2 separate regions of the Homo sapiens genome follow, and region 1 is linked to region 2. A link is a loop called in an ENCODE intact Hi-C map of the cell type or tissue named here. Cell type or tissue: PC-9. All regions are shown on one strand.

Region 1 (5,000 bases), 300 kb before region 2:
TTAAGGGAAGTGGGGGCAACTGAAGCAAAGAAATTAATTGGTGGTGTTGAGCTTGTTAGAATTGGCATCCTTTCCCCATTCACTTGGCATGTGAACAATTATCATTTTACCTATGATTGTTGCAAAAGTTTTGAAGTTGTTCCTTTGATTCTCCTACTTTGGGTTGTTTAGCATTCAACATATGCTTTATGATTGACTCTTTCTGACATGTTTGCATATTTATAATATGTTAGTTTTATCTCCACTAATAGATTGTAATTTTACTTTTCTTCTATGATATTGCTATCTCTTCATAGAACCCATTACAACTTAGTCTTAATTAAATTCATTTTCTACCTTTTTAATTAAAACTAGATGGCTTCTTGATAGGTTAGGTTGAAATATAATTTTTGTAAATAGAATCATGCTTTAAATTCATTATGGAAACTCATTTAAAGGAAACCCATAGAAAATCCTTTAAAATATGAATCATCACTCTCTAACTTTATTTTGTAAATCCAATCATTACTTGTTTGCTTGAAGTGGACACATGAAAAGCCTTCCCACTCCCTTAACTCTCCACTGGCAGACAGCTAGTTAACATCCAGATTAGGTGACCTAACAATAGAATACATTGAATAGAATAATACTGATCTAACAATAGAGTAAATACAATGTAGGGAACAATTTAAACCAGTTCCTGCCAGTAGCTCATTCAAATGGTTCTGTTTATGTATATTGGATTTGTGCCCTTATATCTCCTACATTTTAAAATTTATTTAAGTTCATATTTATTTATTTATTTGAGACAGGGTCTGACTCTGTCACCCAGGCTAAAGTGCAGTGGCATGATCTCAGCTCACTGCAAATTCCGCCTCCTGGGCTCAAGCCATCTTTCCACCTCAGCCTCCCAAGTAGCTGGGACTACAGGTGCATACCACCACAACTGGCTAATTTTTGTATTTTTGTAGAGATAGGGTTTCACCATGTTGCCTAGGTTGGTCTGGAACTCTTGAGCTCAAGCGATCTGCCCGCCTCAGCCTCCCAAAGTGCTGGGATTACAGGTGTGAGCCCGTACATATTTTTAATAAGAGAATTTCAAAGCAAATGGTTTCTTTGTTTCAATTATTAAAATCAATGTTTGTTTTGGATTTGTTTCAATTATTAAAATCAGTGCTTGTTTTGGATATGCTTTCCAATCACAACAATTATTTGTAACTAATACAAATATTTGAATTCAAGAGTAGTTCTAGGTTCTAAATATAGTTTTATGCCAACAGACTACAATAGGACCTTTGCAAGACAGTGGTCTCGGGTATGAGATGGACACATGCTTCTTAAGATCTGTGTGTTTCTAGTTTCATATTTGTAAAAGGGGAGAATATTACCTCTCTTATATCACACAGTTGAAATGAGGATGAACTGAGACTGCAAATGGGTGGGGTTTGGAATGCCTCTGATTAAAGGTGTTAAAATCAATTTACTACAATGAGGACTCTGTTATTCTTCTGCTTCCCTGGTTAGGGTGTGTGTTGAGGAGATGGGGGGTGTTGGGTGTGGTGGGACATGGTGAGGGGTGATCTAGCCTATTCAATGGTACCTCCATAGGAAGATGGGCTTTATATATTAAAAAAGAAGCTAAAACTAGATATTATTTTTCTATTTGCTAGCAGATTTGTAATATATTTAGAAAGAATGAAGGAAGAGCTCATATCCTAACTAAAAAGAGATTTGAAGTTTCTATGGATTGCAATTAACTGTGTTTTTAAAGATCCATCTTTTTAAATATTTATTTATTTATTTAAGACAGAGTCTTGCCCTGTCACCCAGGCTGGAGTGCAGTGGTGTGATCTTGGCTCACTGGAACGTCCACCTCTCAGATTCAAAAGATTCTTGTGCCTCAGCCTCCCAAGTAGCTGGGACTACAGGCACAAGCCACCATGCCCGGCTGGTTTTTATATTTTTAGTAGAGACGGGGTTTCACCATGTTGGCCAGGCTGGTCTAGAACTCCTGGCCTCAAGTGATCTGCTTGCCTTGGCCTCCCAAAATGCTGGGATTACAAGCGTGAGCCACTGCACCCAGCCTAAAGATCCATCTTTTGACTAGATAAGACATTTTCTATCATGACTAATATATGAAATTTTATGATTAGATAAATTTTTTAAAATTTAAAGTTTGACTCCAGAAAAAGGTAGTCCACTAGACTTTCAATTCAGCAAGTGTTTATTGATTGCTACATGGGTAATGCTAGGAAGATACTAAGATATAAACAATATTTCCCACCCTGGGGATGATATGAATCTGGCTGCAGTACCAGTCACCACATTGATGGCCTGAATTTATTCCATTGACCTGGCAGACTGGACTGGTGTTTCCTTATTTTCTCATGTGCAGTTTTCCTAAAGTTGTATATTCAGGAAGAAAAGCTTAATTTCCTGGACTATTCTGGACATGTGATTCAGCTGCCTCTGTTCTGCCATTAGAAAGGTGTGTAAACAAAACTTATGGGAACACCAGGGAAAGTTTCATGGAGAAGGTTCTTTTTCAGCTTGACTTAGAAGGATGATGATGTTGGGATACTTGCAGTGGTTTTGTTAATTAAAAGTTGAAAAAGGGTGTGAGGACATTTCAAACAAAGGTAACAGTAAAAGCAAATAGCATGAATTAGGTAAACATCCAAAAGATGAGAGAAGTGCATGTGTGCACAGGATTTTGGACTTTAATTCTGTAGACCAGTGGTGATTGTTTTTGCTTTTAATTATTTAAAAAATGTTTGTGTCAATTATCATTTAATTGCCTCTGAGCTCTATATTCACCCTTTTTTGCTTGCTTTGTGAAAATACTAACGGGCCCATTAAATGTTTTTTTCTTTATCAGCTGGCGCAGTGTGAAGCTATGTCAGTAGAGGGCTCTGGGCAGACATTGCAAGAGCAAAGAGTTTTGCTTCCTGGTTACGGTGTGCTTGCTTGGCAGCTCCTGCAGCACACGGGCAGATTCTCCAGCACCATGTCCTGCCTGGCAGGGTAGTCAGTAGCACCCATTGACCAGCAGCTTCCCTTGGCATCACCTTCTCCCTTGAATGGCTTTGTAGTAAAGTGTCTGGTGCGACACCTCTCCATGACCTGCTTTCCCTGACATCCTAGAGGACAGATTTCTGGTAAATTCCAAAGGGCAGATTTCCAGCCAGTTCTGCCAGCACAGAATCACAAGAATTTCTCTGCTGCCTAGTGAGCCATACCTGTGCCCTCCAAGATCTGGGTCCTGGGCCTGGGGAGCCTTTTCCCTGGATACTCTATCCCAGCTCAAAGAACATGGCTGCTACTTTATTTGTTATTCTTTTATTCTTTAGAGTTTTCTTTACTTCTTACTAGCCAATCCCTCATTGTTCCAATTCCCTGCTACAGTTATTAAGTCTTTTTTTTTTTTTTAAAGAGTCTCACTCACTCTGTTGCCCAGGCTGGAGTGTAGTGGGGCGATCTCAGTTACTTCAACCTCTGCCTCCTGGGTTCAAGCAATTCTCCTGCCTCAGCCTCCCGAGTAGCTAGGACTACAGGCGTCCACCGCCACGCCTGACTAATTTTTGTATTTTTAGTGGAGAGGGGGTTTCACCATGTTGAACTCCTGACCTCAGGTGATCTGCCTGCCTCAGCCTCCCAAAGTGCTGGGATTACAGGTGTGAGCCATCGCGCCCGGCCAGGTTAGAATATTGTTAAATCCAACTCTCTACTTACTCCTTCCTGCATTAGAGAGCTGAGAGTGGCTACCAAAATATATGCAACCTTGCTGACTGTTTTCACTTTAACTTTGTAATTGTGACCCTCCAGTGGGTTCTACTGCTACCCTGAAGTCACTGCATATTTTCCAAGTTCACTTCCTCTACTCTTTTTCTAAATGATTATTTTACATCTTCTCCTCTCTTCTCAAACCTTCGATCCCCCATCCAACTATTGACCTGACTTTTTATTTCAATGTCAAAATAGTAGGTAAAGAGAGAAATTTTAGTGGGAGACAAGGAAACTTTGGTGGGAGAGAAGGAATTGCTGATTTCTTGAGTAGAGGAGAGAGGACAGGATCTTTTATGCAAGTGGAAACACGGGTGTTAGCTGGGAACTGAAAAAGTTCATCTGAAGTAACAGAAGAGGAGGCAGAGCACACAGGTAGGTGCAGACTGATGGGTAAATGTAAGAGTCTGTGGATGTTTCTTCTGATTGCTTCTATTTCTCTTCCACATATACACATGCCATTAGTTCTCCCATCTTAGGAAAACATCTCTTCGCTTCATCTACTCTTCTAGCTACTACCCCATCTCTCTCCTTCTCTTCACAGCCAAACGTCTTTAAAGAGTTGGCCATTCTTGCTGCTGCCTCCGATTTCTCTTCTCGTATTCTCTCTTGATCCCACTTCAATCAGGCTTTTACTCTGACCATATCATCAAAATGGCTCTTATTAAGTTCTCTGGGGACCTCCACATTGCTAAATCCAAGGGTCAATTCTTAGTACTCATCTTACTTGACTTGTCAGGAGCATTTGACACAGTTGATGATTCTACCCTCTTTAAAACACTTCCTGCACTTGGCTTTTAGGTCAATATGCCATCCTGATTTTCCTTCTATTCCACTGGCCGTTCCTCTACCTCTCTTCATCTCCCTCATTCTTTTTGTTTTTTCTTTTTAGATCTGATTGCATTTGTTGATATGGTAACACTTCCTAGAGAGTCTTTAATCAGTGGACTAGCTCTAGCAGCTTTACACAAGACTGAAATTATTGTAACAAATGTAAGTTTTCAAGACAATCTTATACTTTATCAATCAATTGCATCTTTTAAAATTATTACTATTTAATTTCAATAGCTTTAGGGTACAAGTGGTTTTTGGTTACATGAATGAATTACATAATGGTGAAGTCAGGGCTTTTAGTGTACCCATCACCTAAATAGTGTACATTGTACCCAGCCGGTAAGTTTTCATCTCTCACCTCCCTCCCTGCTTCTGAGTCTCCAATGTCTATTACACTGCTGTGT
Region 2 (5,000 bases):
AGAAAGGAAATACTTGTTAGGCAGGGTCCCTGATTAGGTCCTTCCACAGCCCTGAGGCAGAAAGTCCTCTTAGACAAGAGGAAGGATCCCTCTTCCATAATAACAGGACAGAAATAAAACTGTGGCAGATGTGGCTAAATTTGTGCATTTTGTGGGAGTAAGTTGAGGGATTTCTCATCTAAAAACATTTGTTTTCTCTGAGGTAGGAGTGATGATGGAGGTGGGTGGGAAGCTGGAGCTGTTTTGGAGATTAGGAGAGAGGGCTTACTAGGGAAGCCAGACTGCTGGGAACCATTGAGGCCAGTTGAGATTAGAGACCATGAGACCATACATGATTTTTCTCCAGTGGTGGTCTACAGCCCAGGTGGGTTGTAAGAAGAGAAGAAAACAAAGGTGTCTAGACAAATTTTTCTAGGCAATTGTCTAGAAAACCCAAGGTTTCTAGACAAATTCAATGGGAGTTCAGTGGGACAGGGGAGAAGAGGGTATTGGCAAGGTGATACCTTAGCTGGGTGGGGAAGAAGTGAAGACAGGAGGGGCTGTGGGGAAAGAGTAGACAGAGTTAAGAGGCTGTGAGTCTCAGTTAGATGAAAGAACAGGTGTGAGAGGAAATGAGTGAGACGCCTGAGATTGAAAGGAAATAGTGGTCAAAAAACAGAAGGTTTGAATTGAAAATTTCGGAGGTAGAGGGCTTCTAGTGTTGTGGTCCCAGGTGGGGCCCTGAAATGAGGCTGAATTAGAGTGGAGACGAGAAAGCTAGAACTGAGAGGCTAGCATTTGGGCGGTAATGTCATCCAGAATGAAGGCAGGACTTGGAGGTGGAGAGAACAAGGGAGTCAGTTGGTCACATCGTTAGTGACCAGGGATTGTGACCAGAGTTTATAGATGACTGTAGGGGGAGGGTGGAGAGAGAGTGTGGGTGGGAAGCAGCAGTAGACACTGGGGACACAGCCATCCCTGTGACCCAGCAGTCTTGTAGGATGTGGGAGAACGAGCAGGGTTATTGGACATTACAAAAGCTCAGTTTTGGCTGAGCGCGGTGGCTCATGCCTGTAATCCCAGCACTTTGGGAGGCTGAGGTGGGTAGATCACCTTAGATCAGGAGTTTGAGACCAGCCTGGCCAACATGACGAAACTCTGTCTCTACTAAAAATACAAAAATTAGGCCGGGTATGGTGGCTCACGCCTGTAATCCCAGCACTTTGGGAGGACGAGGCGGGAGGATCACGAAGTCAGGAGATCGAGACAGACCATCCTGGCCAACATGGTGAAACCCTGTCTCTACTAAAAATACAAAAATTAGCTGGGCATGGTGGCATGTGCCTGTGATCCCAGCTACTCGGGAGGCTGAGGCGGGAGAATCGCTTGAATCAGGGAGTTGGCGGTTGCAGTGAGCCGAGATGGCACCACGCACTGCAGCCTGGCGACACAGCAAGACTCATCTGAAAAAACGAAAACAACAACAACAACAACAACAAAAAACAAAAATTAGCTGGGCGTCTGTAATCCCAGCTACTTGGGAGGCTGAAGTGGAAGAATCGCTTGAACCCGGGAGGCGGATGTTGCAGTGAGCCGAGATCACACCATTTGCACTCCAGCCTGGGCGACAGAGCGAGACTCCGTCTCCAAAAAAAAAGTTCAGTTTTATTAACTAACTGTTGCATTAACGCAAGTGTCTATATGGTACCTGACCATTAGGAATGATTAAATTTATAGTACGGGTTAGCTGAGGGGCAGAATTGACTTAGTTTGGCCCCTTCTACCCTACAGATGAGAAATGCTGATACTTAGGGGTTAAGTGACTTGTCAGAGGCCACACACCTAGAGGCAGAGCCAGGAGTGGAACCTGAATCACCTCAGCCAAGCTACCTGGTTGCCTTTCAGTATCACTGGTGTCTGTAATTTTATTTTAAGTAAACATGTATTTTTTTCCGTAGGCTTTTTTCTTTTTTTTTTTGTAGTTTTATATTGGCATTTGCATCTTATTTTTTTTTTTGTTCTCTATTTACATCACATGCACTCATCTAATTAGTTGAATTTTACCCATTCATCTACCTGTTCAAATATCTTGCTGTATAGTACTGGATAAATTATTAAATAGTCTCTCAATAGTGCAATATGCAGTTTCAGTGTCAGTAATGTGAGAAATATAATCTGAAGATAAAGGAGCTGTTTTCACGTTGTCACAAAACACCAGTGCCACATAGTGTTGAAATTGGGATAAAACAAGGATTGTTTTTCAGTCTCCTTTATTAAGGTGTTAACTTACTGTTTTTGGTCTAGACCTCTCGATTAAGGATTAGGAGACTGTCACCATATTCTTTTTCCAATTCAATTAGGACCTGTGACCCTGAATGTATATGAAATTATGTTTAAGGCTCTTATTGCTTACTTTAATTAGGTAACTGATGATACAAAGGAGAAACTAGTTAAGTGCTCTCTCTTTAAGACAGCAAAGAAAGCAATTATTCTGAAATTATAGAAGTTTTTTTTTCTTACAGAAATATTGTGGCAGATTACCTGAGCTATTTTGCCAGATAATTGAGCTGCATTTTAAAAATAAAAGCTGATCATATTAGAATTAGGTGCAAGTGTGATACTTGGCTCTGAGTAGACATGTTTATTTATTTGTTTATTAGCAATGGGAATTTGTGCTAAGATTCCTGACAGTTATAATAGACATTTTACTTAAGTTTCTTGGGAGGTAATTTGATAATTTTTTTAATTTCTGGGAAGTACAGGTATGAGCTTAATATATTTTTAAAATTCTCTGTTGGTATTATTTGCTTCTTATAATGTATTAGTTTAAATTAAGACGTTTCCTTTTATGATACATTAAGTGGTACTGAAAGACCCATGTATTTTGGCTTTAAAAATTCTTTTTAGCCAAAAAAGCAGAATATATAGTGTTTCTGGATAGTACCTTCACAAACTTAAACAAATATTTTGCTTAAATAAATGTGGAAGTACCTCATAGTACTTACAAATTACCACAAAATGTTTGCAATAAACCAAATAATTAAGATACTACTTGTTCCTTTTTTTAAGTGCTTTCTTCTCATAATAAGTTAAAAATATTGTTAGCGAGTACAAGGATGCATTGATGTAATTTTCAACTATTTCAGTGAAGTTTTTCTTGGTTTAACTACTGAGTAGCTAAATAGATGACTAGGAAGAGCAACTATAAGCAAATGGTATGAATTACTCATAGTCAGAAGTACATTACGTTTGTTAATTTTTCCTCCTTTGGTATGTGAATCAGACAGCTTTCCTAATGAATAGGTGGCATGTGATATTTAGTAGTGCTGAGTATTCACTGTTCCATGAAATTAATTTTGCAAAACACACTGAGTTATGAGACCTTAAGTCCATTGCTATTAGAAAATATTTTGTTTTAAGAATACATTCAACTTAAAATATCAAACAGTAATGACAGAACTCAGAAATGAACTGGTTCTTAAAATATCTGTCAACTCTAGTGTTAATGCATAGTTTTTGAATTTTGTCCTTAGTGAGTGGACCAAGATCTCAGGATCCAAGTTTAAAAAGAAATGGTGTAAAAGTTCCTGGTGAATATCGAAGAAAGGAGAACGGTGTAAGTTGTTGTTTTTATCCATACTGTATATACCACAGTGATACATATTTTTTAACTTTAAATCTTATTCATTATTACTTTGTTATTCAATGGGCTAAGGATGGCCGCTTTTTAAAGGTTATTTTAAATTTGTTTCATAGAAACTATTAATTTTAATGATCTGTATATGGCTGACTATTGGAAGAAGTTGTATGTTTAATGTGACACAAATTCAGACAAAATAAATGCTGAGCAAGTTTGAGGAAGTATTTCTTATTTGGTGATTTTATTTGTTGCAATCATCACTTTATTAAAAATGCAAAATTGGCCGGGTGCAGTGGCTCACGCCTGTTATCCCAGCACTTTGGGAGGCTGAGGTGGGTGACTCACCTGAGGTCAGGAGTTCAAAACCAGTCTGACCAACATGGAGAAACCCCATCTCCACTAAAAATACAGAATTAGCCGGGTGTAGTAGTACATGTCTGTAATCCCAGCTACTCAGGAGGCTGAGGCAGGAGAATCTCTTGAACCCGGGAGGCAGAGATTGCAGTGAGCCTAGGTCGCGCCATGGCACTCCAGCCTGGGCAACAAGAGTGACACTCTGTCTCAAAAAAAAAAGGAAAATTATATATTTATACTCTCGCTATTGCATGTGAATTTGAGCATGCATCTTTGGTATATTTTGAAGACATTTCTTTTCAGCGGTCACTATTTTTAGTGCCATTAGGGATTAGCTAAACTACCTTTCTCCAATCATCAGTACATTTATAGTAGAATTCAGATGATCTTAAGTACCATTTTCTCCTACTGTGTCTTTCTTCAGATTCTTCTTTTTCTTTTCTTTGATTTACTTATTTTTATTTTTATTTTATTTTATTGTTTTCTGGGATGAAGTCACATTCTGTTGCCCAGGCTGGAGTGCAGTGGTGTGATCTCGGCTCACTGCAACCTCCACCTCCTGGGTTCAAGCGATTCTCCTGCCTCAGCCTCCCGAGTAGCTGGGATTACAGGTGCCTGTGACCACACCCAGCTAATTTTTGTATTTTTAGTAGAGTCGGGGTTTCACCATGTTGGCCAGGCTGGTTTCGAACTCCTGACCTCAAGTGATCCACCCACCTCTGCCTCCCAAAGTGCTGGGATTACGGACGTTAGCCATGGTGCCTGAGCTTTTCTTTGATTTAATAATTATCTTACAATGATGAAAAGATGAAATGCAGATGATAAAAATGATCTTAGCCGTTGTTTTAGTGCATATGGACACAATGTATCTTCTCCTCCACCAACTAGAGGCTGAGGCATGAGGATGACTTGAAGCCAGAAGTTTGAGGCTAGCCTGGGCAACAAAGTGAGACTGTGTTTCTATTAAAGAGATATATTATATCTTTATATATATATTTTTAAAAAGCTGCAAAGTGTTTCCAAAGCG

Evidence for each region. A loop is a pair of places that touch in the nucleus more often than their neighbours do. Peaks named below come from ENCODE experiments on the same cell type or tissue, not always from the same donor. Only the 100,000 strongest peaks of a DNase experiment are listed, where the experiment ranks them.
Region 1: a loop joins it to region 2, with 4 times the contacts of the local background. A loop is called at or near these places in 10 of 110 quality-filtered maps.

The regions. Positions count from the first base shown.
Region 1 is chr1:224,104,808-224,109,807 of GRCh38, reverse strand. All of the region lies in intron 2 of LOC105373056 (a long non-coding RNA gene), which reads left to right. It also overlaps the pseudogene RN7SKP49. Among named protein-coding and RNA genes, the nearest start is that of FBXO28, 6.8 kb to the left of the region's middle. RefSeq lists an enhancer at 2,973-3,042. In PC-9, a CTCF peak has its summit at 2,877 (motif pointing right); a DNase peak (open chromatin) is centred at 2,977.
Region 2 is chr1:223,809,026-223,814,025 of GRCh38, reverse strand. TP53BP2 (tumor protein p53 binding protein 2) reads left to right here. Exons shown (of 18, transcript NM_001031685.3): 4 at 3,513-3,595. Among named protein-coding and RNA genes, the nearest start is that of TP53BP2, 34 kb to the left of the region's middle. In PC-9, a CTCF peak has its summit at 2,185; DNase peaks (open chromatin) are centred at 2,215 and 3,935; H3K27ac peaks cover 2,317 bases.